3 separate regions of the Homo sapiens genome follow, and regions 2 and 3 are each linked to region 1. A link is a loop called in an ENCODE intact Hi-C map of the cell type or tissue named here. Cell type or tissue: PC-9. All regions are shown on one strand. Each heading gives the region's core, and the rest is flanking DNA. Links, peaks and the distances in the headings are about the cores only.

Region 1 (8,598 bases), core at 216-8,215:
TGATGAACTTTCTTACATTTGCTTTTAAATGTTAAGCTAGAGCATCAAACAGGGATTCCAGGAAGGCACGATCTGGAATAGGTATTCAAGAACCCCAAATTACTATCCATAGTGTAGAGGAGAGGCCACGCAATTCCCACGCACTTCACTCCTCTCTCATCCTCCTATTGCCAGTGAATTCTCTCCCTCTCCTAAAGTTCAAAACCACCAGCCCCAACTTGGCAGCAACCCGGGAGACAGGGCAACAGCAGCCAGGGTGGCAGCAGCTGTAACCTCTTGCAAATCACCTCCTCTGAGTCTAAATTTCACAAACACATAGTTCAACAGTTGCTAAAAACACTCATTGCTTCTTGGCATCTAAAGAAGGCATTTCAGGACTCCTCAATTTTAATTAACTAGGCATTTCAGGACTCCTCAATTTTAATTAACTATCTCAAATATTAAAGAACATTGCTGAGTTTGCTGAAGCATTTTTACAGTTGTAGAAGAAAGCATCGGGTGTGAGGGGAAGACCTTCACAGAAACACATGCTATTCTGGATACGTGACCATTTATGAATATGTCCTGCTTCATTTAGTTATTGTCAGGTTCCCGACTACACCAATTATGTTCAGGGTCAGGTACCAGCCCATGCTGCAGTCTGGAGGGAGTGAGTGGATGAGCAGGAAGAACACCTGGGGGCCGTAGGCAGGTGAAAGATGGTTTTATTCAGCAGCAGCTCTCATCAACGCTTTCTCACACTGTCTGCCTGTCTCAGCTGCTTAGTCCAGCTCCCACATGCAGCTGTGCAGCTGGCTCTCCCTTGCCTTCAGGGTCAGCAGCTTAACTCTCTCTCTCTGGGCACAAGTGAGCCAAGCTGTGTCCTGGCTCTCCTCTGTCCATCTCCAAAGACGAACAGCTTTGACACTGTCTCTGGTGCCAGCATGCCTGCACAGTGTCAACAAGGCAATTATACCTTTTACAGACAATAGCGGCTTAGGGCCAAGGAATGGCCTTCCCATCTCATGGCTACATGGCTGTGATAACAAGTGGAGTTATACGCCTGTGCTGTAAACTCGCTGAGTCACTCAGGATGTTTACCTCAGCCTATCCTTGACCAAAGCACAGCCATGTTTCTTACGGTTATGAATTAACCTGAAAAGGGGAGACAATTGACTAACTTTGAGTAGGCATGTTTGAAAAGAGGTGGATTGCTAACGTGCAGTATTTTGTCCATAGGATCAAATATTTTAGGAAAATACTTCTTGTTTTCTGATATTAGTGCTAGGTTTTCCTTTGCATCAGGGCAAGGATATTTACCCCCAACATCAAAAAAGAATGGCCCTACCTTAATTACTTACTACTCACCATGGAGAAGTATAATTCTTTTGTGTACTATGAACATTTAATTAGTGGCCCTTTTTGGAATGCTCGGTTGGCACTCCTGTGTTACTTATCAACTTTTTCTGGCCTTGCCACTGCAGTTGCTCCTAATGCCTAACTCCTTAATGATGTGATCATCTTCCCAATCAGATGTGTTGGGAAGGGCAGCACATCTCAGATGGTAACTGAATGCAGTTCACCTGGGCATCTTGTCACCTGCAGATTTTCATTCAGTCGGTCAGGAGAGAGCCCATGGTTCCTCTTTTCTAACAAGCTCCTAGTTAATGCAGTTACTGCTGGTCACAGAGCCATGCTCTTGAGTAGCAAGGTATAGTGGAGGAATGACAGGCAGCGTTAAGAGGGAAGATTACCATTCAGAGAGCCACAAACCACCTGGGAAAATAATATACCAAGAAGAGGTGAGAAGTATGTATATGTGATGATGTATTTATTCATATTAATGTATATGTGTGAACATATGAACTATCTCTGCTTAAAAATGGCATTCTTCAATAGATGCTTTGCAAAAAACATTTAAAAAGGAGGTATGGCCGGGCACTGTGGCTCATGCCTGTAATCCCAGCACTTTGGGAGGCTGAGGCGGGTGTAAGAATTAAAGAAAGAGGAGAGAAACGTGAAGGGTGGCTTGCCAGTTCACAAGGACAGGTTTATTTTAGGAAACAAATCTGAGAGGGACTTCTGGCCGAGTTAGGTCAGAGCCACACTCTCTTATACACTAAAAGTTGTTAAGGATTTAGGGTATGAGAGTTTATCAGAGGCTTGGACTGCTTCTGTGACTCTTTGTTGTGCTTATCTGAGAGGGAGAGTTGTGTGTCTGTTCCCATGCATCTTTTTGCAGCTGCAGGCATACCCCCGAGTCTGCTTTTAGCTTCCCTATTTTAGCGCACCTGAAGGGAAAGGAATGTGCTTATTAAGGCCCACTGTTTTACTGGGGCCCATTGCATGAGGGTGAAGATTGGCAGTTACCCAAGGAACTTTTCCCCCACCTCCCTTTATGCCTGAGCTGTCTTATCTGTGTTTTACTCTCTGCTATTTCTGGCTGCTTATAGTTAGAAGAGAAGTGATTTCCTTGAAATGCATGAGGCTAGAAAGGGAGCTGGAACTTAAAGTGGTGGTGTTTGTCTGAGATGACGGTGCTGCTGCTGTCAGTGGGCAGATCACTTGAGGTCAGGAGTTTGAGACCAGCCTGGCCAACATGGTGAAACCCCATCTCTACTAAAAATACAAAAATTAGCCGGGTGTGATGGCGCGTACCTGTAATCAGCTACTTGGGAGGCTGAGGCAGGAGAATTGCTTGAACATGGGAGACGGAGGTTGTGGTGAGGCGAGATCGTGCCACTGCACTCCAGCCTGGGTGACAGAGCGAGACTCTGTCTCAAAAAAAAAAAAAAAAAAAAGGAGGTATGAAGCTATTTAGGATGTTTTATAGATAATCTTAAATATTTGGTGTGCTGTTGCTTAAAATGAGTGAATATATATAAAATGCCTAGTGCTGCGATGGGTTTAAGTACAATGTGTTACTTATATTTATTATTATAGTTTTATGCTGCTTCTAGGATTCAAAGGTCGAGGAATTAGAATAGAAAGGTGTTCCTTGGAGAAATAAATTGTTCACAATTGGAAAAGGACAGGCACGGAGATAGTCACCAGGAAGTGGAACAAATCAAGAACCACCCATGTCTTTTACCACACAATAGCCATACCAGCTGGAGGAAGGACTGTAAGTACCATCTTTCCAGAAGTGCGCAGGTTATGGAATAGCTGCAGCATGAGAGGCTGTCACTGCTTCTCGCCTCAGTCACATTTGCAGCCTGAGACTCTCCTGACCACTGGAAAAACAAAACAAAACAAAAGGAACACAGGAAAAAAAGTTAAATTTCCCTTTTAAAAATAGAAAAAGTAAAACCAGCATTAGGTTTAGCAATTATCAGCAGTAACTGAATTTTAGGGAGAAAGGCAGTGAATTATAGCAATATGAAAAAGCACTCTTCATCCAAAATCAGATTTGTTAATTCTAATTTTTTATAAAGAAAGAAAGCAGTTATTTTTACAAAACAGTATAATTGAGATTGTGTATTACAAACTAAATTTTTATACCACGATTTTATTGTTCTCTCATCCTGTTTGAGTTGTAAAGTCTTGTTTTTCAGTGGAGTTTATAGTCTTTAATTAAAGCTGGTGGAACTTACTTTATAAATGTAAATGTTTATCAGTTGCTGGGGAAAGCTTACTAGGATTCAGCAAAACCATTAATATACAAAGCACTACCATCCACCTAGTGGTAAAAATCCAAATTGCAAGCATTGCGTCTAAGTTGAGAGGCTCCAAACCGCGTTTGAGGAGTCCGCCAGATTTCAGCCTACCTAACCACAGGGGCCACGTGTGGTCATCTGCGGCTCTCATTCCTTTTGGGGGGTTCAGTGCACCCAGAGACACATGGGCTGCTCATGCACTGCTTTTGAGGCTGGAGTTAATGCACTCCTGAAAAAGCACACTCTTCACTCTCTTCTTAATTCCTTAATACATGTTAGACCTCTCTGTATGTGGGAGAAAAATAGCTAATACTCTAATTATTATAACTATATTCAAAATTATGTAGTAAATACTTTCTCAAGTTTGTGAATAGAATGGAAGAAATGAAATAAGTATTTAAAAGGTCTGTTACTACTGATAAGAGCTTATCTAAATTGAAGTGACAAAGACCATAGTAAAAATGATGACTAGGAGGAGGCTCAGAGAATGTTCTACACTGTTTAAATTCTTATTGCTTTCCCTTGAGAGGCAGTGTAATATAATGGAAAAGCACTGGCAATGAACAAACTTGGTTGTGGGGCTTTGGGAAGCCCTCTGAGCCTCAGTTTCTTTACTTTTAAAATGGGGCGATAACTTGGAACACATACTATCATGAGATTAAATAATATACGAAAAGTAATTAATACCATGTGATCACAGAGCCTGGTTTACGGAGTAGAGGCAAAAGTCATAAGTTTTTCCTTAGTTTCTGTATATTTGTGAGGCGTTCAGCACCTCCAGCAACACAGTATCCTCCAACACCACCTGGGCTCATGAGCTCAGCATTGAGTCAGAGGAAAGGAGGTCTCTTTCTGATTCATGGTTCCACTTCCTGAGGTTCCTTAGTCATCTGAACTGGTCCAGACGAGGCTGCCCCTACTGAGAAATGTTCATGTTCTGTTTTGAGTCAGGTTACATTATTTACTGATAGTCTTGCCTGGATGTAAATGGTGTTTGTGTATTGGTTCACGATGTGGCCAAGGTAACACATACGTTCTTCCGAAGCTGGCTTTCATTTTTTTGGAGAAAGTTATGAATAGCCGCAGAGAACTGGAAACTGTCTTTCAGCTTGGTGGAACAGCGGAAGTCGGCAATAGGTGGAGTGGAAGCTGACTAACTTGCAGGGTAACCTCTGGGGAGGGTTACATAACCTCTGGGTTTGCCACCTGTACTGCGAAAGCCATGAACTGAGGGTTGCTCCCCTGCTCCTGGTGAGGGGTAACTGAAAGAGTGGTTTCCACCCACTCTTATGAAACATTAGCATTTCAATCACAGTGATTGCCACATTTATGGCTGTTAGCACTATATGACTATGGTGGTAAATAATTTGATTTATGTGAATTTAGCTTTATGATTTGAATGAAAAGAATACAGACTCACAAGAGTTAGAATTACTGGTTTCTTCTTTTTTTTTTAAAGGTACACAATACTGTCCCTCTACTTATTAAATAATACATGCTTAAGGCAGAATATTTGATATACAGATGCTCTTCAAGTTACAACAAGGTTACGTCCCAATAAGCCCATCATAAGTTGAAAATATTGTAAATCAAAAATACATTTAACACACCTCACCTACTGAGCATCATAGCTTAGCCTGGAACACTTACATTAAATATGCCCAGAACACTTACATTAGCCTACAGTTGGGCAAAATCATCTAACACAAAGCCTATTTTATAATAAAGTGTGGAATATCTCATGTAATTTATTAAATTCTGTACCAGAAGCAGGAGACATAGATGGCCATTTTGTGGACAAGATGGCATGTGAAAACACAAAACATGGTATCCAAAAAATGCTGGCAACACAGTGCCCTGCAGAGACTCAGTTTTTGATCTTCGTGGTCGTGTGGCTGACTGGGAGCTGTGGCTCACTGCGCCTGCCCAGCATCGTGAGAGAGTGTGGTACCACATATCACTAAACTTGGAAAAGATCAAAATACAGCACTTGAAATAGGGTTTCTACTGAATGTGTATGGCTTTCATACCATTGTAAAGATGAAAAATCATAAGTCGAACCATCCTAAGTTGGGGACTGTCTGTACATGGCATAATGAAAACAGTCACTCACAATCAGGCTATACATCCTAGTGCTCCTAGGACAGTCTCAGTCCAAGTAGTGCCCCCTTTCGCTCTCAAGAGTGTCCCAGTTTGAAGGATAGTTTATGTAGTCACTCTGCTACCATAGTGTCCCTAGACTGCCTCACAGAGGTAACTGCTATGCACGTGTTGGCCAATGGTTATAAAATCCATTTTCCAACAATAAGGTCATAGCAGAGTGAGGAAGCTCCTACACTGGGGAGCCCCATAAACCAGGTTCTGGAGTTTGACTGGGTCACTTACTAGCTCTGTGACTTTAAGCAAATGATTTTCTTAAAAAGATGCAATTATTTCCTTGTCACATCTTGTCAAATGCATCAAAATAATATATGCTTATGATAAATTCTAACAGTATAAAAAGGTACAAGCTGCTGCCCGCTGCACCCCTCCCCTACTTCCCAGAAGTAATCATCTTCTATTAGGCTAGTTATTTTACCTCTTTGCTCCTCCTTCTCTCAACTGAAAGATGGGGATTATAACACTCCTCGCATAGCCTCATCTATACTCACCTTATGTGCCCGGCACAGGTCCTGAGGTATAGTCAATGCTAAAAAAATGCTTATTAAATTAAGATTACTGGCATGTTCTTTAGTAGCCTGCTTCTTTTCACTTAGCAAGTATACAGAATGGTTTCTTAACCTCATTTGTAATAAACAAAAATCCCCCAGTAAATATGGAAATGTGAATTTTCTGAGGGGCCTCTATTCAAATGTTCTTAAGCAAATATTACCAGGTTCAATAAGCATAGAAATGGAACCATCATCCCCCTGCTAGAAGCTGGTCCTTCCAGGTGGGGCTTGGGGCAGTCTGGGTGTGTGGGAGGCAGTGGGGTGGAACATTTGCACTGCTGTTTGTGGTGTACCTGTTCAGTCATAAACAGAGGGCTTTAGTTTCCATCTGGCTCCCTGCACTGGCACTAAAGTAACATTGAAAAGAAAAAGAGAGTAATGAAAAAGACATCTAAACTGCTGCTGGGTAGGGTCAAAAAAAAAAAAAAAATGTGGTCCAACGACCCCAGGTTCTAATGTGGTCAGAATGAGGCAGGAGACGACGATTTCTGAAATACAAGAAGCCAAGGAGATGTATTTTGACCATGAAGAAGATTAGTTCTTGTCAATTCTCGGTATGATGAGTGCTACTCACTCTGTAGTCAAAACAACCCGCTGAAACGGAGGATTGCTGACAAGAACGTCCTCCCTTTCCTGTCGCTTTATTTAGTTCCAGTCAGTTCCAGCTTGTTTTGTCACAGTCAGAGGCGAGGAAGATGCCTCAGTTATCCTCAATATCGTGGAAACTTTGGTTCACAGAATTCACTCTTTTTAGGTTCTTCCAGCCCTCTGTCTCTGCCGTCCCGGTCTCCACCCTGGCTGTTGTACTGGGCTTGAAAACTCTTTCCTAAGTTGGGGATCCAGGAGTTGAGCTATGGTCACTCGAAGGCCCATCTCAGTTTTCACTGAATCCTATGCCTTTTTAGGCTCTTTGAAGTGGATTAAAATCCACTCCCCGCCTTACTCCCAGGTGGGAGCATGCAAAACAATAACCTCTAGCATTTCCCCCAGTTACAGAGCTGTTCTGGCACCAAACATGTATCAAAAGGAGATCACTCAAAAGACATTCTTGGCATGCTGTGAAAAGCAAAAGATTTACCTCCCTGACCACTAATAGGTTATAGGTTTGTGTTCCTTTCTCCAGGGATGACACCTTGACTCTTGAAAACATTTTCTGTATATCATATATAGTGTGACATGCGGCAAACAAGTCTTAATTATCACACTCCAGGTCTGTTATTAAAAATCATCTTAAGATAATAAATATATGTACTTTTAACCACATAGACATTTGTTGTTTTTAACCATATTAATGCCACACTTTAACATTTTTCCGTATTAGTTATCTGTATTTGTTATCTATTTCTATGTAACAAATTACCCCAAAACTTATCAGTTTAATAAACAGATATTTATTATTCATATACTTTCTGAGGGTCAGGAATCCAGGCGCAACTTCACTGGGTGATTTTGGCTCTGTTGCTTGTGTGGGTTCAGTCAAGATGTAGGCTGGGGCTGCCGTCGTCTGAAAACTTGGCTGGGCTGGTGAGTCCACCCCTGAGCTCATGCACGTGGCTGTTGGCTGGGGGCTTCAGTTTTCCACCCTGTGGGCCTTTTCATAGAGCTGCTCATGACATGGCAGTTGGCTTCCTCCAGAATGAGTGACCCAAGAGTGAGGACAAGACAGAAGCCACAGTGATAGAACACGACTTCCACTCTATTCTTTTGGTCACGTAGACCAATTCTGGTACAAGATAGAAGAAGACTATCTGAGGGTGTAAATTATAGGTGCCACCTTGGAGGTTGGTGATCACAGTCCATCTTTTGGGTTCTTATGATTTATATCCCTTCCATAGGCAAAATACTCTTAACTCCTCATAAGTTCCCCAAAAGTCTCATCCCATTAGAGCATAAACCTGAGGTCTAGATTATTGTCATATATTCAGGCCTGGGTGCAGATGAGGCTTGTCAGGTGTAATTCCATATGGACAGTTCCTTGAGTACCATTTCTTTCTATCCATACACCTGTGGGCTGCAAAGACAAGTTATTTGTCCCCCACACTCAACATACAGGCTTAGCTAGACATTGGATAACCACTATTGATATTCCTGCCCAAAGATGGGCAGAGTGGGAAGCACACAACGATCACTAGCAGGTCTGAAATCCAGTTGGGCAAACTCAGAAGCTCCTTGATTGGGTCTCAGTCACACTCCTGAGTAGCAGTTATTCTATTCACTCCTGGCTCTGCTTTCTGGACTCTTGATTCTCTCTG
Region 2 (8,598 bases), core at 431-8,430, 86 kb after region 1:
CTCATGCTTGCAAGTATCTTAGAATTTTTCGGCGGCTTCTTAACCTCTAAGGCAATATTTCTTTACCTGTTCTACCTTGATACACCTGAGAAAGTGGCTTGTTCATAGGTATGGATGGCTGGGGGAAAAGGGAGACAGGAAGGGGTGGTAAAACTACTGTGATGTGTTTGTAAAATTTGTAACTGCCCCATGGGTTCACTTTGCCTGCTGCCTAGACAGAGCTGATTTACCAAGACAGGGGAATTGCAGTGGAAAAAGAGTAACTCATGCAGAGCTGGCTGTGTGGGAGATGGGAGTTTTATTATTACTCAAAATCAGTCTCTCTGAGCATTTGGGGTTGGCGTTTTTAAGGATAATTTGGCAGGTAGGGGCTTGGGAAGTGGGGAGTGCTGATTGGTCAGGTTGGAGATGGAATCACAGGGGGTCGAAGTGAGTTTTTCTTGCTGTCTTCTGTTCCTAAGTGGGATGGCAGAACTTGTTGAGCCAGATTACCAGTCTGGGTGGTGTCAGCTGGTCCATCCAGTGCAGGGTCTGCAAAATATCTCAAGCACTGATCTTAGATTTTACAATAGTGATGTTATCCCCAGGAGCAATTTGGAGAGGTTCAGACTCTTGGAGCCAGTGGCTGCGTGACCTCTAAACCATAATTTCTAATCTTTGTAGCTAACTTGTTAGTCCTGCAAAGACAGACTGGTCCCAGGCAAGTCAGGTATCTTTTTGGGAAAGGGCTATTATCAATTTTGTTTCAGAGTCAAACCATGAACTGAATTTCTTCCCAAAGTTAGTTTGGCCTATGCCCAGGAATGAATAAGGACAGCTTAAAGGTTAGAAGCAAGATAGAGTTGGTTAGGTCTGATCTCTTTCACTGTCATAATTTCCTCAGTTATAACTTTTGCAAAGGTGGTTTCAAAATCCACAGGGTGATTTTGATATACCTCCCAATTGAGGGGAGGAGAGGGCACGCCTCACTTTGATTCCTTTGAGGACATCTGCTTGAAGGCACCAGAAGGACAGACACCCCCAACTTGGCTCACCTCATCAGCTTCACTCCCTCCTTCTGGGCCTCTCTGACTGACACTGCCACCACTACTGTTCCCACTCAAAGCTCCTAATCATGCCCTATGAAATCTTCTCTTTCAAAAATATCTGCCTAAATATTAAGGAGCAAAGTGAAAACTTTCTAGCTCTTTGCTCTTAAACCCTTACTAGGCCTTTTGTGAGCTGGCCCTGGCTTGCATGTCAGTCTTCACACTCACATTCTCCACTCCATCTATGGGGGGCTCAGAGAGTGTCTCAAACACCAGGCTTTCTTCTCTTTCCATGCCCCTGGGTTTCACACACAGCTTTCCTGCTACCTGAAGTATTCTTTCTTTTTCTGGTTAGTTATCACTCATCTTTTCAGTCTGGATGGGGTGCTTCTTTCATAAACTTGTTCCTTTCCATTCCATGGCACTTACCACTGCTGATCAAAAAGCCAAACTTTGTAAAATATTTAAAGAGGTTTATTCTGAGCCAAATATGAGTGACCATGGCCCAGGGCACAGTCCCAAGAGGTCTTGAGAACATGTGCCTGAGGTGGTTGGGTTACAGCTTAGTTTTCTACATTTCAGGGAGACAGAAGTTACAGGCAAAGACATAAATCAGTACATGTAAGGTATACATTGGTTTGGCACGGAGGGCATGACATCTCGCAGGATGGGTGTGGTAGCTTCCGGGTCATAGGTGATTTAAAGATTTTCTGATGAGCAGTTGGTTGAAAGAGTTAAGTTTTGCCTGAAGAGTTGACATCAGCAGAAAGAAATGCTTGAGTTAAGGGGAGCTGCAGAAGCCAAGGCTCTTGTTATGTAGATGAAGCCTCTAAGTAGCAGGCTTCAGAGAGAACAGATGGTAAGTAAATGTCTCTTTTCATACCTTAAAAGGGGTCAGACTCTTAGTTAAATATCTACTGGATGCGGAAAATACATAGAAGGGGAAGAAGAGTCTACAGAATGCAAATTCCCCTACAAGAGACAGTTTTGCAGGGCATTTCAAAGTATGTCAAACAAATATATTTGGGGGTAACATACTCTGATTTCCTTGAGGGCCTGTTATCTGTCATGCAATGCCATTCCAAAGTCAGGTTGGAGCTGGGTATCTTATTGCCACAAAGAGTCTGTTTTGTCGTTCTTATGATTTTTAGTTTGGTGTTAATGCTGATCAGTTTTGCCTCAACCCCAAAGGTAAAAGCTATAATGAGGCATGTCCAATACCTCCTTTCCCATCGTGGCTTGAACTAGTTTTTCAGGTTGAACTAGTTTTTCAGGTTTCTTTGGGATCCCCTTGGCCAAGATGAGGGGTCCATCCAGTTGTTTGGGGGGCCTATAATTTTATTTTTGGCTTACACCACACTATTTTAATTATTAATACCTAGTTACTTATCTATATTGGCTTCTATACTCCAGGGATCTATGTCTATTGTAACCACCCAAGGGGTTCTTCCTGCCTGCTGCACAAATAAAGACCACAGCATTGCAGTAAAGAAAGAGTTAATAGACACGAAGCTAACCATTCCATGTGGGAGATGGAGTTAGTACTCAAATCATCTCCTCCAAAGCTTGTAGGTTAGAGGTTTTTGAAAGTCCGTTTGCGGGAAAAGGTGGGGGTGGGTAGGCTTGCTGCTGATTTCTTGGGAAGGAGATGAACTCATAGGGGGTCAAAGATGTCCTCTTGTGCTGAGTCACTTCTGGGTGAGGTCACAAGAGCAGGATTGGCAGGTCCAGGTAGTGTCAGACATGTAAAAATCCTGAAAAGATATTTCAAAGGCCAACCTACAATACTGGTATTATCTGCAGGAATGTCTGGCAATTTATGTCTACATCTTAGCAGAACTCAGATCCCTCTCTTTCCCCAGGCTAATGGCCTTTCATTAGCTTTACAAAGACAATTGAGTATTGGGGAAGGCCCAATATCATTTAAACTATAAACTAAGTTAGCTCAGCCTAAGCCCAGGAATGATTAAGGCAGCTTGAAAGCTAAAGGCAAGAGTTCGGGTGGGCCAGATCAGATCTCTTTCACTTTTATAATGTTTGCAAAGGCATTTCACTGTCTTTCTTATTGTTGACTCCTAGGCATTCAGCCCACCATCTGGTACATACTAGATGGTTAATACTTGTTTATTATATGAATAAATGGAGAGGACAAGAGGGAAATAAACAAGGATGATGCAAGAAGCATGAAATTATTCAAAGAACATGCTCCTGATCCTCTCCTAGCTTCTTTTCTCACAAGATTCAAAGGCTGTGACTCAGTCTACATCTCATTTTAGTTTGCTACATTCTAGTCTCAAAGGGTTGGTCTGATTGTGAAGACAATTTGTGTTTGCTAGTTCCCCTCTTCTATATTGGGTGGGGGGCACTGTTTTACTTCTCTAGCATTCAGGAATGAATCTGCAAGATATTTTGCTGCTTTTATAATAGGGAGCTTCTCATGTTTTTCATGAAGTGTAGCTTTTTCTTTTGCACTCTTGGGATCTGTCATGAGAAAAGCACACTCTCTGTGCTATTCCGCCTTCAGCCTAGGCCTCACAGTGAAGACATGTGGGACAGACTAGATAGAGCCCAACTGCAGCCTGAGTCAGAGCCACCCAGCTGACCTGCAGACCTGAGAGTAAGAACACAGATGTCTTTTGCTACAAGCCACTAAGATATCTGGGTTTGTTACCTGGCATTATTGCAGCAGTAAATAACTAATACACCATCTGCAGTATAGGAAGTAAAGAGCTCTCATTGACCCCAAATAAAATACGTACTTAGAAACATAAGAACTGTGGTTGATACAGCAGATTGCCTCACTCATCATCCATTCCAACCTCATTCTAGTATTGTAGAGTCTGGCAGCCACAAATTACATTTCCTAGATCCTCTTACAGCTAGGTTTTCAAATGTAACTTAGGTTCCATCAATCAGATGTAGTTGTATGAAACATGAATTCAGAACTGAGTTAAGCAAGGCACCCATTTTTATTGGTGCAGACTATGGCAGAAGCTTCCTTACTTGGCAACTTTCGGCACAGGTGGGGGCAACATTGTTTACCAAGGGGCGTCTTGTGATTCTGGAGACTGAGAGGTTCTCCTAGATCCTCTGCGTAGTCTGCTCTTCCAAGCCTTCCAATGTTTTTGTGAACCACATACCTGGTATTGTAGCATAAATTCCTTTCTTCTTAGTTAGAGTGATTTCTGTTGTCAGCTACCAAAGTCTAACTGATAGAAATCATACAGCTGGAATTTCAAACTATAAGCCCATAAAAATCATACCATAAGAATTTCAAACTAAAAATTACAGGCTGATTCCTCATAGCCTCTTAATCACCTATGAGATAAAATATAAGTTCAGCCTGATATACATTTCACAATATGACCCTAACCTACTTTTCCAAACTCTTCTCTTACATCCTTTCTCAACTATTATAAGCACCAGTCATACTGTGCTGCTAGACATACACAAAGAACAACATGCTTTTCTGTGCCTTGGGCATGACATTTTCTCTTCCATGCACTTACTTTTTAACTCCTTGTTTTGTTTAATTAGCAAATGTTTATTGATTGCCTGCAATATGCCATGTCCTGTGCTAGGCAGTGAAAGTATAAAGATAAATAAACAAGACCCCGATATGCAAGGAGATCATAATCTAGTGTGACAGACTAAAATATAAATAAATAATTATAATAAATCTTGTTAAGTGCTAAGATATGAGTTTGAAAAAAAAAGAAAAAAATTCCGGGACAATGGAAAAAAAAAAAAAAACCAGAGGCTTGTTTACCTGAAGAATTGGTAAACGCTTACCAGAGAAGGTAATCCTGGAGTTAGGGTTTATAATGTGAATCATCTTAGTCAGTTCAGGCTACTAAAACCATACCATGAACTGGGTGGCCTAAGCACATGCATTGATTTCTCACAGTTCTGGAGTCTGGGAGGTCCAAGTTCAAGGCACTGGCAGATTCAGAGTTTGGCAAGAGCCCCCTTCCTGGCTCATAGAAAGCCGTCTTCTTGCTGTGAACTCACATGGCAGAAGTGGGTGAGAGAGCTCTTTGGAGTCCCTTTTATAAGGAGTATTCCCATTTCTTAGAGCTCCATCCTCATGACCTAATTACCTACCAAACGCCCCACCTCCTAATACAGTCCCCTTGGGTTCAGGATTTCAACATATGAATTTTGTGGGGAACACAAACGCTCAGTCCATTGCATGAATTGTGTAGAAAATTGACCAGGTATAGCATATGCCAGGAAATGATGAAGAGCAATTCAGGCTTTCAGAGTAGGGGAGTAAAACAAAATTAGATCACATTTGCATTTCAATTGTAAATCACTTTTTAAAGCAATATTATGGAATCTGGCAAGCAAGAGAGTCAGTGGAGGTTTTTCTATAAGGAAGTAATGTGATTAAATTATACTCTCATGCTTATTCTGGTGGCCACATGGAACAGGGACTGGAGTGGAAGAGACTGACGACCAGGAAATAGTTTAGGAGATGGTTGCGATGCAGTGAGACTCTGAGCTAATTCAGTAGCAGAAGCGGGTGGAGAGAAAGAGATCAGTTGTCGGAAATGTGTTTCTGGGATAGAATGTATAGGACTTGACGAACCATTAGATCTGAGGAATAAGAGGAGAGAGGAATTGGGATTCTGACGTTTCTGGCTTTCATCATTGGCTAGATATGTGCAAGCACTTGTTAACTTTCAATAGATATTTATTGAGAAAATGACTACAATTGGCTCCACTCACCCAGAGAGAATATAAGAAAAGAATCGTGTGTGTGTGTGTGTGTGTGTGTGTGTGTGTGTGCATGTGCATGCATGTTGGAGCTGGGGGAGGAAAAAGTGATGTTTTGAAATGTTCCCGTGTTTTGTCCACTTGCTCATTGATAGTAGACAGATTAATTCTGGGGAGTGATCAGAACTGGAGCTATCTATTATATTTGGATATCAAGAGCATATAGGAAGATAAGAGAGGGTAATATTGCCCAGGGTTAGTGTGTAGAGTGAGAAGAAAATTGGTCTAGGGATAAATGTTGGGGAATGCCAATATAAAGGGAAGATAGAGCGGGAGGAATCAGAGAAGGAGACAGGGAAAGAATCCAAGGGGAAAACCATTTTAAGAAGATGGCATTTGGGATATCAAATGTAGCCGAGTAAGAGATGTAAAGTGTCCAGTGGATTGAAAACTAGGAAGAGCAGCTTGGCAAGAGCACGCTCCACTGTAGTTGTAGTTGGATGGTAGTGGTGTGAATAGGATCTGAGAGTTGGAAAGAGATAATATTAATATACTTACATGTTTGGGCCTGGGTGAGAATAGCAGGAGAGGTAGGGTAGTTGTTCTAGGGAGGCTAAGGATAACAGGAAGATATCTTCTTTCTTTTAACTTTTTTTTTGCGATGGAGTCTCACTCTGTTGCCCAGGCTGGAGTAACAGTGGTGCGATCTCAGCTCACTGCAAACTCCGCCTCCTGGGTTCAAGTGATTCTTGTGCCTCAGCCTCCTGAGTAACTAGGATTACAGGTGTGCCCCATCATCCCACCTAATTTTTGTATTTTTAGTAGAGATGAGGTTTTGCCATGTTGACCAGGCTGGTCTGGAACTCCTGGCCTCAAGTGATCCACCCGCCAAGGCCTCCCAAAGTGCTGGGATTACAGGCATGAGCCACCGTGCCCAGCCAGGGAAGATATTTTCTAGAGGAGAATGAAGAGACAGGATATAACAAAACTGCTGTCCTACCACTATTAATACCATCACCACCTCTGCTAACACCACCATTAACTAAAGTAAAGATACATTGCCTTGCTGGGCGCAGTGGCTCACACCTGTAATCCCAGCACTTTGGGAGGCCAAGGCGGGCAGATCACCTGAGGTCAGGAGTTTGCGACCAGTCAGACCATCATGGAGAAACCCCGTCTCTAATAAAAATACAAAATTAGCCAGGCGCTATATCCAGTCCCTCAGGAAGCCCTGTCAATTTTACCTCCCACACACCCACCTTTTACTTCTGTTCACTTCTTCTCCATGGTTGCCATCATTACCTTAGTTCAAAGTATCATCACCTTCTTCCTGGACCCTTATGTAACTCCTAGCTAGTTTTACTCTACCCCTCTGTTCTCTACACAGTAGCTGGAGTGAATTTTCTATTGGAAATCTGGTAACACCACATCCCTTCTTAAGCTTCCTAGGTGTTTCTTCACTGCCTTAACACAGCATGGGATGTTTCAGTCGTGCCTCATCGCCTTGCCTTTTCTACACCAATCACAGTTATCTTTTCCTTTTTTGTTTTTCTTTTGAGACGGAGTCTCGCTCTGTCGCCCAGGCTGGAGTGCAGTGACGTGATCTCGGCTCACTGCAAGCTCCGCCTCCCGGGTTTACGCCATTCTCCTGCCCCAGCCTCCCGAGTAGCTGGGACTACAAGCACCCGCCACCACGCCCGGCTAATTTTTTATATTTTTAGTAGAGACGGGTTTTCACCGTGTTAGCCAGGATGGTCTGATCTCCTGACCTCGTGATCTGCCTGCGGCCTCCCAAAGTGCTGGGATTACAGCCGTGAGCCACCGCACCCGGCCATCTTTTCCTTTTTAAAAACACTTGCCACAGGGCCTTTGCACATGTAGTTTCCTATTCTTGGAACATGTTTTCCTTCCCTCTTCATCATAGTCAATTTTTGCTCTTCTTTCAGATCTCATCTCTAGCACTGTTTTCTCAGAGAAGCCCTCTTCAACCTCCTTGACTGAGTCAATCCTTCCCATTTTCATAGCCCTGGATACCTTTCCTTATAGTGCATGTCACAGTTTTACATTTTGTCTCTCCCTCCACCTCTAGACTATAATCTCCAGAAAGAAATGGACCTTGTCTGTTTTTACGCATCATTATCTTACTCCAGCAATTAGCATGATGTTTCACACACAGTAGATGACCAATATTTGTTCAGTGAGTGAATGGTTGGATACATGGATGAATCAAAGTATTTATCAATTGTCAGTCATACTATATACAAGATTCCTTCATTAGATAAGAATGATATTAGATGATTTATAACGTTCCTTCAAACTTTTAGGCTGTTTTTTGCATGAGGGAAAATCCATCTTTAGATTATACCTGTCATTTCTTCGTGCCATATAGTGCTTCTTGCACCAAGAGACTATGTCATTTATTTAGCCTTTTGATGTTCAATCATGTGATTAACATAGTTATTCAATTCTAGGAGACAGAGATGGAATTTGACTTAGATATTCTGAGAAAAATTCCTCAAGTTATATTCAGAAAAAAATAAAAATAATCATTTACAAAGATAGTTAAGTAATCCCCTTAAAGAAGGAGCGTCAATGATTGGAAAGGCCAAATAGCAAGATGTGTCAGTCATGATATGAATTTAATTGTCATGAAGCGAAAAAGAAAATACATTATAGCAAATACTCCAGGACCAATAACAGATTTTTTTTTCACTGTTGGAAACCTTAGGTTTATGAAAGGACCTGTGTATGAACCAATAGCCCACTTTTAAAATTAAAGGCACAAAGGCATATTTTTAGAATAATATGTTTTGATAAGACATTTCTGAGAATTGAATATATCCATATTAAC
Region 3 (8,598 bases), core at 119-8,118, 340 kb after region 1:
AAATAAAAAATAAAAACACTGGGAAATAGTAAGATTAATAGCATGGGAATGGATTATGAAGATCCATTCCTTCACTCAACTAATTTGGCAGCATCCATTATGCTTCAGGTCCTCTGCCAGGATCTAGGAATACAAGACCAATAATCCTACTACTGCCTCATCCTGTAATTAATATTCATAATAATGATCTTAACTTGTTGAAAAAATATTAAATTACATTAGGTAAGTTTTATTTCAAAAGACGGAGAAGTACAGAGACAACAAGTTGACTTACGGTGTTAAAAGTCAAGTTAATGGTTATGCTTGGTAGAAATGGGGGATGGGTAGTGAAAGGAGGGACCACAAAAGAGGCTTTTGAGAATCTGGCAGTGTGTTTCTTGACTGTGTGTGGGTTACAGGAGTGTACGTGAGTGTATTTGCTTTGTGAGCATTCGCTGACTTGCACATTTGGGATTTGCACACTTTTCTGAATTTTTACTTTAATAAAGATGTACATAAAGTTGAAAAAAAAGGCAAGGAAATATTTCATAGGTAATTGAAAGACATGTCTTCCTTTCCTTTTTCAGCCAAGCTTCGTCAGCTTTTTCTAACTCCTAAAGCCACTACAACATTCCAACAGATTCCATCTGACAGTCCAGTGATCCAGCTCTGAGATTGCTAATGACAGAATCACCATCTCCTATGGCCACTCTTCAATCCCCTCCTGTGATGGCTCTAGTCCCTTTGATGCTTTGGCTATTCTTTCCTTTTGAAACTTTCTCCTAATTTGGCTTTCGTGATGCCGCACTCTCAGAGCCTAATTCTAATTATTAAACTGTTGCTTCTCAGCCCCCATCGCTAGATTTTCTTCTAACCACTTCTTAAATATTGGTGTTCTGGGTTCCACCCTCAGCCTATTCTCCTCCCTTCTTTCTGGTTTTAACTACAGTCCATCGAAAATGCTCAAATCCGTATCTCCATCTCCAAACTTAAGATTCATTTTTATATTTTGAATTGTTTAGTTGGCATTTCCACCTACTTTCTTTTAAATAACTCAAACTCTGTAAGTTCCAACTGAAATTATTGTCCAAATGTCAGAATTCTGATTTTCATCAACTATTTCCTGTCTCAATTAGCAATCTATCCTTAGCCCAGTCATCCAAGGTAGATATTTGTGAAAAATTCTCTTTATGTCATTTTTCCCTCAATCCCCACATGAATAAACCACCATGTTTGTAATTAATACCAATTAAATAATTTTCAAATTTACCCTCTGTTCTCCATTTTGATGAAGTAGGTTTAGTTTGTACCCTCATTTTCTTTTTTTCTCCTAGAATATTTTTTATATCCCCATAAATAGGTCCTCTGTCTTAGATCTGGACATCCCTCTTGTCTGTTATTCACATTGCTGCTATAGTCATCACACTGCTGCTATAATCATCACACTGCTATCAATACTATATATAGCACAATCCAAAGAGCATTTCCTGGTTAGGATGGCAGCATGAACACAGCTGTCTAAAACCTCAATTAACATCTTCCTATTGAAATTCAAGAATGGTTTAACCCCAGAATTGGTACTAGAAACTATGGAAGGGTACCATTGACCTGTCACAACACTCAAGAGATTCCTAATAGTTTTAGGGCAAATGGAGCCACGTTGAGGAAAAAGTCAAGAGAACCTGCTCTTATGAAATAACAGAGGAGGCCAGGCACAGTGGCTCACGCCTGTAATCCCTGCACTTTGGGAGGCCGAGGCTGGTGGTTCACCTGAGGTCTGAAGTTCGAGACCAGCCTGGCCAACATGATGAAAACCCATCTCTACTAAAAATACAAAAAATTAGTCAGGCGTGGTGGTGGGCACCTGTAATCCCAGCTATTCAAGAGACTGAGGCAGAAGAATCACTTGAACCCAGGAGGCGGAGGTTGTAGTGAGCCGAGATTGCACCACTGCACTCCAGCCTGAGCAACAAGAAAGAAAGAAACTCTGTCTCCAAAAAAAAAAAAAAAAAAAAAAAGGAAAGGAAAGAAATAACAGGAAAGATCAGAGGCAAGTCTATAAACTGAGACAATGGAAAGTAATCTTTTAAAAAAGGACAACATTTAAAAGTGGTTGAATGAGAAAAGGGAAGATTTAATAAACTAAAAATGCAATGGGTTTTTTAAAAAGTCTTCATAAGAAAAGAAGCAACATTGCAGAAAATAAAATTAGTTTTCAGAAGAAAAAGGGTGGCGAGACAAAGGGATGAGAACAAAGATGATAGATCTATATTTTTGCCATCATAAGCAAGAATGTAAAGAGCATTCTTATATATAAATCTTTGCATGTTATCTGCTTATTTCTTTAAAAAAGTTTTAATTGTAGAAACACTTGGTTGTGCACTTAGAAAAAATCTGCAATGTGTTATCGAATTACCTTACAAAATGATTATATAGATTTATCTGTTACCAACAGTGTTTAAAAAATATGAAAGATGGCCAGGCACAGTGGCTCATGCCTGTAATCACAGCACTTTGGGAGGCCGAGGCAGGCAGATCACTTGAGGTCAGGAGTTCAAGACCAGCCTGGCCAACATGGTGAAACCTCGTCTCTGCTGACAGTATGAAAATTAGCTGGGTGTGGTGGCACGTACCTGTAATCCCAGCTACTTGGGAGGCTGAGGCAGGAGAATTGCTTGAACCCATGAGGCAGAGGTTGCAGTGAGCCGAGATCACACCACTGCACTCCAGATTGGGTAAGAGAGTGAGACTGTGCCTGAAAAAATAAAAATAAATAAATAAATAAATAAATATAATACAAAATATAAAACCAAATTCCCTCATATTCAATTTCATATGACTATTGTAAAATTTTAAATCCTTATGTTGCTATATTGTTTTAAATTCTATTAATGTTTATCTTCAATATTTGAAAATATACATCTCAAAATTTGTTGACAGTGGCATTAAGTTTGCATCAGGATTTCTGTTATTTAAATTGAACTCACTGTTGAACTACCTTTGGTACTCTTCCCAATTCCTTTTTTACTATCATTTCTCCTTTCTTTTATTGTTTATTTTGATGCATCTCTCATTGGGCTGGGACACCTCTTGATACATTTTTCATTAAGGATATTTGGGTTTTTATCCATAATATGTACACCCATATTCCTCTTCCTTGGTTCCCTTAACCCTCTAATTAACAATTGTATCTATAGCCCAATTTTCTTTAGGAATAATCACATTTTACATAAGGTATAACTACATTGATAACTCCTAGATGTTAAAATATTCAATGAACATGAGTTTAAGAAAAAAAATGAATATTTGGGTGGTATACTTTCTGAGCCATACATATAAGAGAATGTCTTTCTGTTGCCATCATATGCAAACAACAATCTAGCTGGGCATGACTTTTGTTCTTTTTTTATGGTCTCCTGACATTTGCAGAGCAGAAGTCAAGGGCTACCACTCCTCGTTAGAATTTGCCAATAAGAAGCAAGTGCTTCTTTCTGCAGCCAAATACTGCAGAAAGGTGCAATGGATCAGAGAATCCATGTTGACCAAATGTACCAGCACAAAAGTGGAATTGAATCTTCTCTAAAAGAGAGCAAGCGATTTTTTGACAAACTCCATAATGAAGTTAATAGTTAACTGGAGTGACTCATGCCTGCAGTCCTAGCTACTTGGGAAGCTAAGGTGGGTGGACTGTTTGAGCCCAGGAGTTTGAGGCTGCAGTGAGGTATGATTGCACCACTGCACTACTGCCTGGGCAACAGCAAGACCTTGCCTGTAAAATAAATACATAAATAAATTTTTAAAAGAAATTAGTAAGACTTTGGAAAAGATCAGCCACTGTGAAAAGTACATCAACCATCAGCTTGAGCACAGGGTTCAAGAATATCCTGCAGCTCAAACCCAGCTGAGTGATGTAAGGAGCCAGCAAGGAAGTGGTGGAGTAATTGAAAGGACCAGACTTCTGTCTGAGGCTACAGAAGACAGAACATGTAAAACTAGAAATGGAAGAAAAGTGCAGCAGCATGACTGATGGTGATTCTTTGGTTAAGAGGTGGTGATTCTTTGGTTAAGATTAAACAGAGCTTAACAAAACTGAAGCAAGAAACTGTTCAGATGGACATTAGAATTGGTGTTGTGGAACACACATTACTCTAATCAAAACTGGAGAAACCCAGTGTGACTAAGGACATACACGTGACCATTATTCCAGAATCAGCAATAGATTCATATTAAAACAGGGTTTTTTCATGCTTCTGATTAGTCGTTCTTTATTTCAAATTACATCTCATGTTGCATAGATTTAAAAACATAATTATACCTCTTAAGGCATGTTCAATGGGTATTTTTTATACATACACACATATTCTATCATGGTGATTATGGTGGTTAAAGCCTTTACATTGAATATAATGCTTAATAAAATAATTACATTTTTTTAAAAAAAGAAGGATTGAGGAGATTTATAGGGTAGATGGGCATGGTAGCTCACATCTGTAATCCCAACACTTGAGAGGCCAAGGTGAAAGGATCCCTTGAGTCCAGGAGTTTGAGACTAGCCTGAGCAACATAGCAAGACCTTGTCTCTGTAAATAAATAAATAGCTAGGCACTGTGGCGTGCACCTGTAGTGTGAGTGCTACACTACAGCTACTCGGGAGGCCAAGGCAGAAGGATCACTAGAGACTAGGAGTTCGAGACTACCCTGGGCAACATAGGGAGACCCTGTCTCTAAAAAAAAAAAAAAAATTCCATGCCTGGTGGTGTGTGCCTGCAGTCATAGCAACTCAGGAAGTTGAGGCAGGAGGATCACTTGAGCCCAGGAGTTTTAGATTACAGTGAGCTATATCACATCACTGCACTCCAGGCTGGGCAACAAAGTGAGACCTTGTCTCTAAAGATGTGAAAATAAAAATACAATTTAAAAATAAATAAATAAGTAAATAATTTCAAAAAGAGAGAGATTTATAGGACACAAGAGGAGAAACCACTTCTCTGGAGGCAGTTGGAAACTAACATGAGCAAATATGAGATTCACAGTGGCTGTCATGAGAGTCCTTGACAACTACCTGCCATGGTGTTTCAGGCTGAGCTCTTGAGTTTTGAACTTCCTGATCTTTGTTTTTTCAGGTCTTCCAACAGTTGAATAAGCTCATAATTATTATAATAAACTTTGTATCTTAATTACATGGAGTAACTTCTGTTTTCCTGGATGATTACTGATTGATATAATATAGAAAATGTATTTGATAAAATTCAATATCCGATCCTTAATCAAAAAATAAAACCCATAATAAACTAAAAATAGATATTTAAAAATATGATAATATATCATTAGGTTCTATCATGTTTAATGATAAAACATTACAGGCATTCCAGCAAAAGTCAGAAATAGTACATGATGCATGCTAATACCATTATTATTTGCTGACGTATTTCTGTAAACTTTAGTCCACGAACATCAGGGTGTAATTACAGGATAGGAGAACAAAATATTCATTATTGTCAGATGTGATTTTCTTTTACTCTATAAAACCCAAATGAATTAAAATCAGTAGAAACTTATGAATTTTTCTTCATGCCAACAAAAACAAAGTCCAGTTATGAAATGTGGCGGGGAAAATTTACAATAGTAATATATATGCACATACATATGTGTGTGCATACCTATTTATATCATGATCAAACTTAACAAATCCATAGAAAGTGCATGAAGTAATCAATAAAACTTTTCTTAGAGAGACAAGTTTTGAATAAATGGAAAGACACATTACATTCTTGGATGTTGAAGATTAGGTATTATGAAGGTATCAAGGGCCTTCAGATTAATTTTCACCAAACTAGTCAATTACACTGGTTGTTTCAATTTTTTAATAAACAGCACCATTCAAATTTTCACTCCCTCAACAATAGCATAAAATGTTTATGGTGTCTTTCTAGTGTTTTAAATTAGAAAAAAAATGGCCATTGTTCTTAGCCTTAAAGATATATTGGTGATTGAAAGACTTAATCGTGCTAAAATGCCAATACTATCCAAAACCATCTACAGGTCTAACATAGTCTTTATCAAAATCCCAACAATTTCTTGTCTTATGCTGAGTAAGAAAAATTCACCTTAAAATTCATATAGATCTCTCAAGCCCAGGAGTTCAAGGTTGCAGTGAACCATGATTATGCCAGCGCACTCCAGCCTGGGTGACAGAGCGAGACCCTGTCTCAAAAACATAAATAAATAAATAAATAAATAAATAAATAAAAAGAAAAAATTTATATAGACTCTTAAGGGAACACAAATAGCCAAAAAAATCTTGAAAAACGAAGCAAGTTGAACCTCTCACACTTCCTGATTTCAAAACTTGTTACAAAGCTAAATGAATTAAAACTGTGGTATTGGCATAAAGACAGATAAATAGACCAATGGAACAGAATAGAGAGCCCAGAAATAAACTCTTGGATATATGGTCAAATGATTTTCAACAAGGGTGTCAAAACCATTAAATGGGAAAGAACAGTCCTTTCAACAAAAGATGTTGCAAAAACTGGATATCCACATGCAAAAGAATGAAGTTGGAAACTTACCCTATGTTATGGTTTGGATGTGATTTGTCCCCACCAGAACTCATTTTGAAATTTAATCCCCAACATAGCAGTGGTGGGAAGTGAGGCCTAGTGGGAGATGTTTGGGTCATGGGGACTAATCCCTCATGAATGGATTAATGCCTTCCTGAGGGAGTGAGTGAGTCCTCCTGCTCATGGGAATGAATTGGTTCCTGAGAGAGCAGGTTGTTAAACACGGTCTGGCTTCCTTGGTTTCTCTCTCTTGCTAACTCTCTTGCTATGTGATATCTTTGCCCCACTTCTCTTCAGCCTGAGGCCCTCACCAGATGCAGCTGCCCAATCTTGAACTTGCTAGCATACCAGAATTATGAGTTAAATAATCCTCTTTTCTGTGTAAATTACGTTGCCTTACATTGTAAGGTATTCTGTTATAGCAACACTAAGTGGACTAAGACACCTTATATCTTATATAAAATTAACTCAAAATGGGTCAAAGACCTAATGTAAAAGCTAAACCTATAAAACTCTTAGCAGAAACAGAGACGCTTCATGATATTGGAGGTGGCAATGCTTTCTTGGATATGATACCAAAACACATGCAAAAAAAGAAAAAAACGATAAATTTGGACTACATCAAAGTTTAAAACTTTGTGTATCAAAGGACACATTCAACAGAGTGAAAAGACAACCCATGGAATGGGAGAAAAATATTTGTGAATCATATATCTGATAAGGGGTTAGTATCTAGTATATGTAAAGAACTACAACTTAACAACAAAAAAAACCAACTCAATTTAAAAATGAGCCAGGGTCCTGAATAGATAGATATTTCTCCAAAGAAGATATACAAATGACCAATAAGACCATAAAAAGATGTTCAATGTCACTAATCATTAGGTTAATGCAAATCAAAACTACATGGAGATACCACTTCACACTCATTAGGATGGCTACTATCAAAAAAACAGAGTAAGTGTTGGTGAGGATGCCGATAAAATGAGCACTGTTGGTGGAAAGATAAAATGGTGCAGTCACTATGGAAAATAGTATAGTGATTCATCAAAAAAATTAAAAAACAATAACTGGCCAGGCGCAGTGGCTCACGCCTGTAATCCCAGCACTTTGGGAGGCCGAGGTGGGCAGATCACGAGGTCAGGAGATCGAGACCATCCTGGCTAACACGGTGAAACCCCGTCTCCACTAAAAAATACAAAAAATTAGCCGGGCGTGGTGGCGGGCGCCTGTAGTCCCAGCTACTTGGGAAGCTGAGGCAGGAGAATGGCGTGAATCTGGGAGGTGGAGCTTGCAGTGAGCCGAGAACGCACCACTGCACTCCAGCCTGGGCGACAGAGCAAGACTCCGACTCAAAAAAAAAAAAAAAGAATAACCACATGATCTAACAATTCTACTTCTGGGTATATACGCCAAAGAATTAAAAGCACGGTCTTGAAGAGATCCTTGCACACCCATGTACATAGCAGCATTATCCACAAGAGCCAAAAGGTGGAAACAACCCAAGTGTCACTGATGGATGGAGGAATGGATAAACAAAATGTGGTGTATGCATACAACAGAATGTTATTCAGCCTTAAAAAAGGAAGAAAATCTGACACTTACTAAAATGTGGATGAACCTTGAGGACATTCTGCTAGGTGAAATAAGCCAGTCAGAAAGAGACAAATACTATATAATTTCACTTACATGAAGAATGTAGAGTAGTCATATTGATAAAGACAGACAGTGGAATGATGGCTGCTAGGGGCTGGTGGGATGGGGGGAAAGGAGAGTTATTGAATGGGTACGAGTTTCAGTTTTGCAAGGTAAAGGGAGTTCTGGAGACATGGTGGTGATGGTTGCACAACAATGTGAATGTACATAATGCCACTGAAGTGTACACTTAAAAATGGTTAAGAAAATAAATTTTGTTAGATATACTTTATCACAATTAAATGAAAAAATAAACACATGCTTTCATACAAAAATACATGCAGATATATTAGATAGATATTTAAGGAAATAAAAACTAGAGATTTTTAATTCTCTTATGCTTTTCAATTTTCAGATAATA

Evidence for each region. Hi-C counts contacts between places; a loop is a spot of excess contacts. Peaks named below come from ENCODE experiments on the same cell type or tissue, not always from the same donor. Only the 100,000 strongest peaks of a DNase experiment are listed, where the experiment ranks them.
Region 2: a loop joins it to region 1, with 2.4 times the contacts of the local background. A loop is called at or near these places in 4 of 110 quality-filtered maps.
Region 3: a loop joins it to region 1, with 2.4 times the contacts of the local background. A loop is called at or near these places in 2 of 110 quality-filtered maps.

Annotation. Positions count from the first base shown.
Region 1 is chr12:27,817,702-27,826,299 of GRCh38, forward strand. LOC105369709 (a long non-coding RNA gene) reads right to left here and starts at 6,405. Exons shown (of 3, transcript XR_931459.3): 1 at 6,287-6,405; 2 at 3,087-3,212. RefSeq lists enhancers at 3,877-5,076, 4,526-4,595, 4,616-4,775, 7,070-7,179. In PC-9, for the core only: CTCF peaks have their summits at 3,661 and 3,861; DNase peaks (open chromatin) are centred at 3,690, 4,680 and 4,850; H3K4me3 peaks cover 1,940 bases; H3K27ac peaks cover 3,762 bases.
Region 2 is chr12:27,903,656-27,912,253 of GRCh38, forward strand. No RefSeq gene overlaps it. Among named protein-coding and RNA genes, the nearest start is that of PTHLH, 65 kb to the right of the region's middle. RefSeq lists enhancers at 1,697-2,494, 2,495-3,293. In PC-9, for the core only: no CTCF peak of the experiment used is centred there; a DNase peak (open chromatin) is centred at 4,296; H3K27ac peaks cover 1,619 bases.
Region 3 is chr12:28,161,457-28,170,054 of GRCh38, forward strand. It overlaps the pseudogene IFT57P1. Among named protein-coding and RNA genes, the nearest start is that of CCDC91, 25 kb to the right of the region's middle. In PC-9, for the core only: no CTCF peak of the experiment used is centred there; no DNase peak of the experiment used is centred there.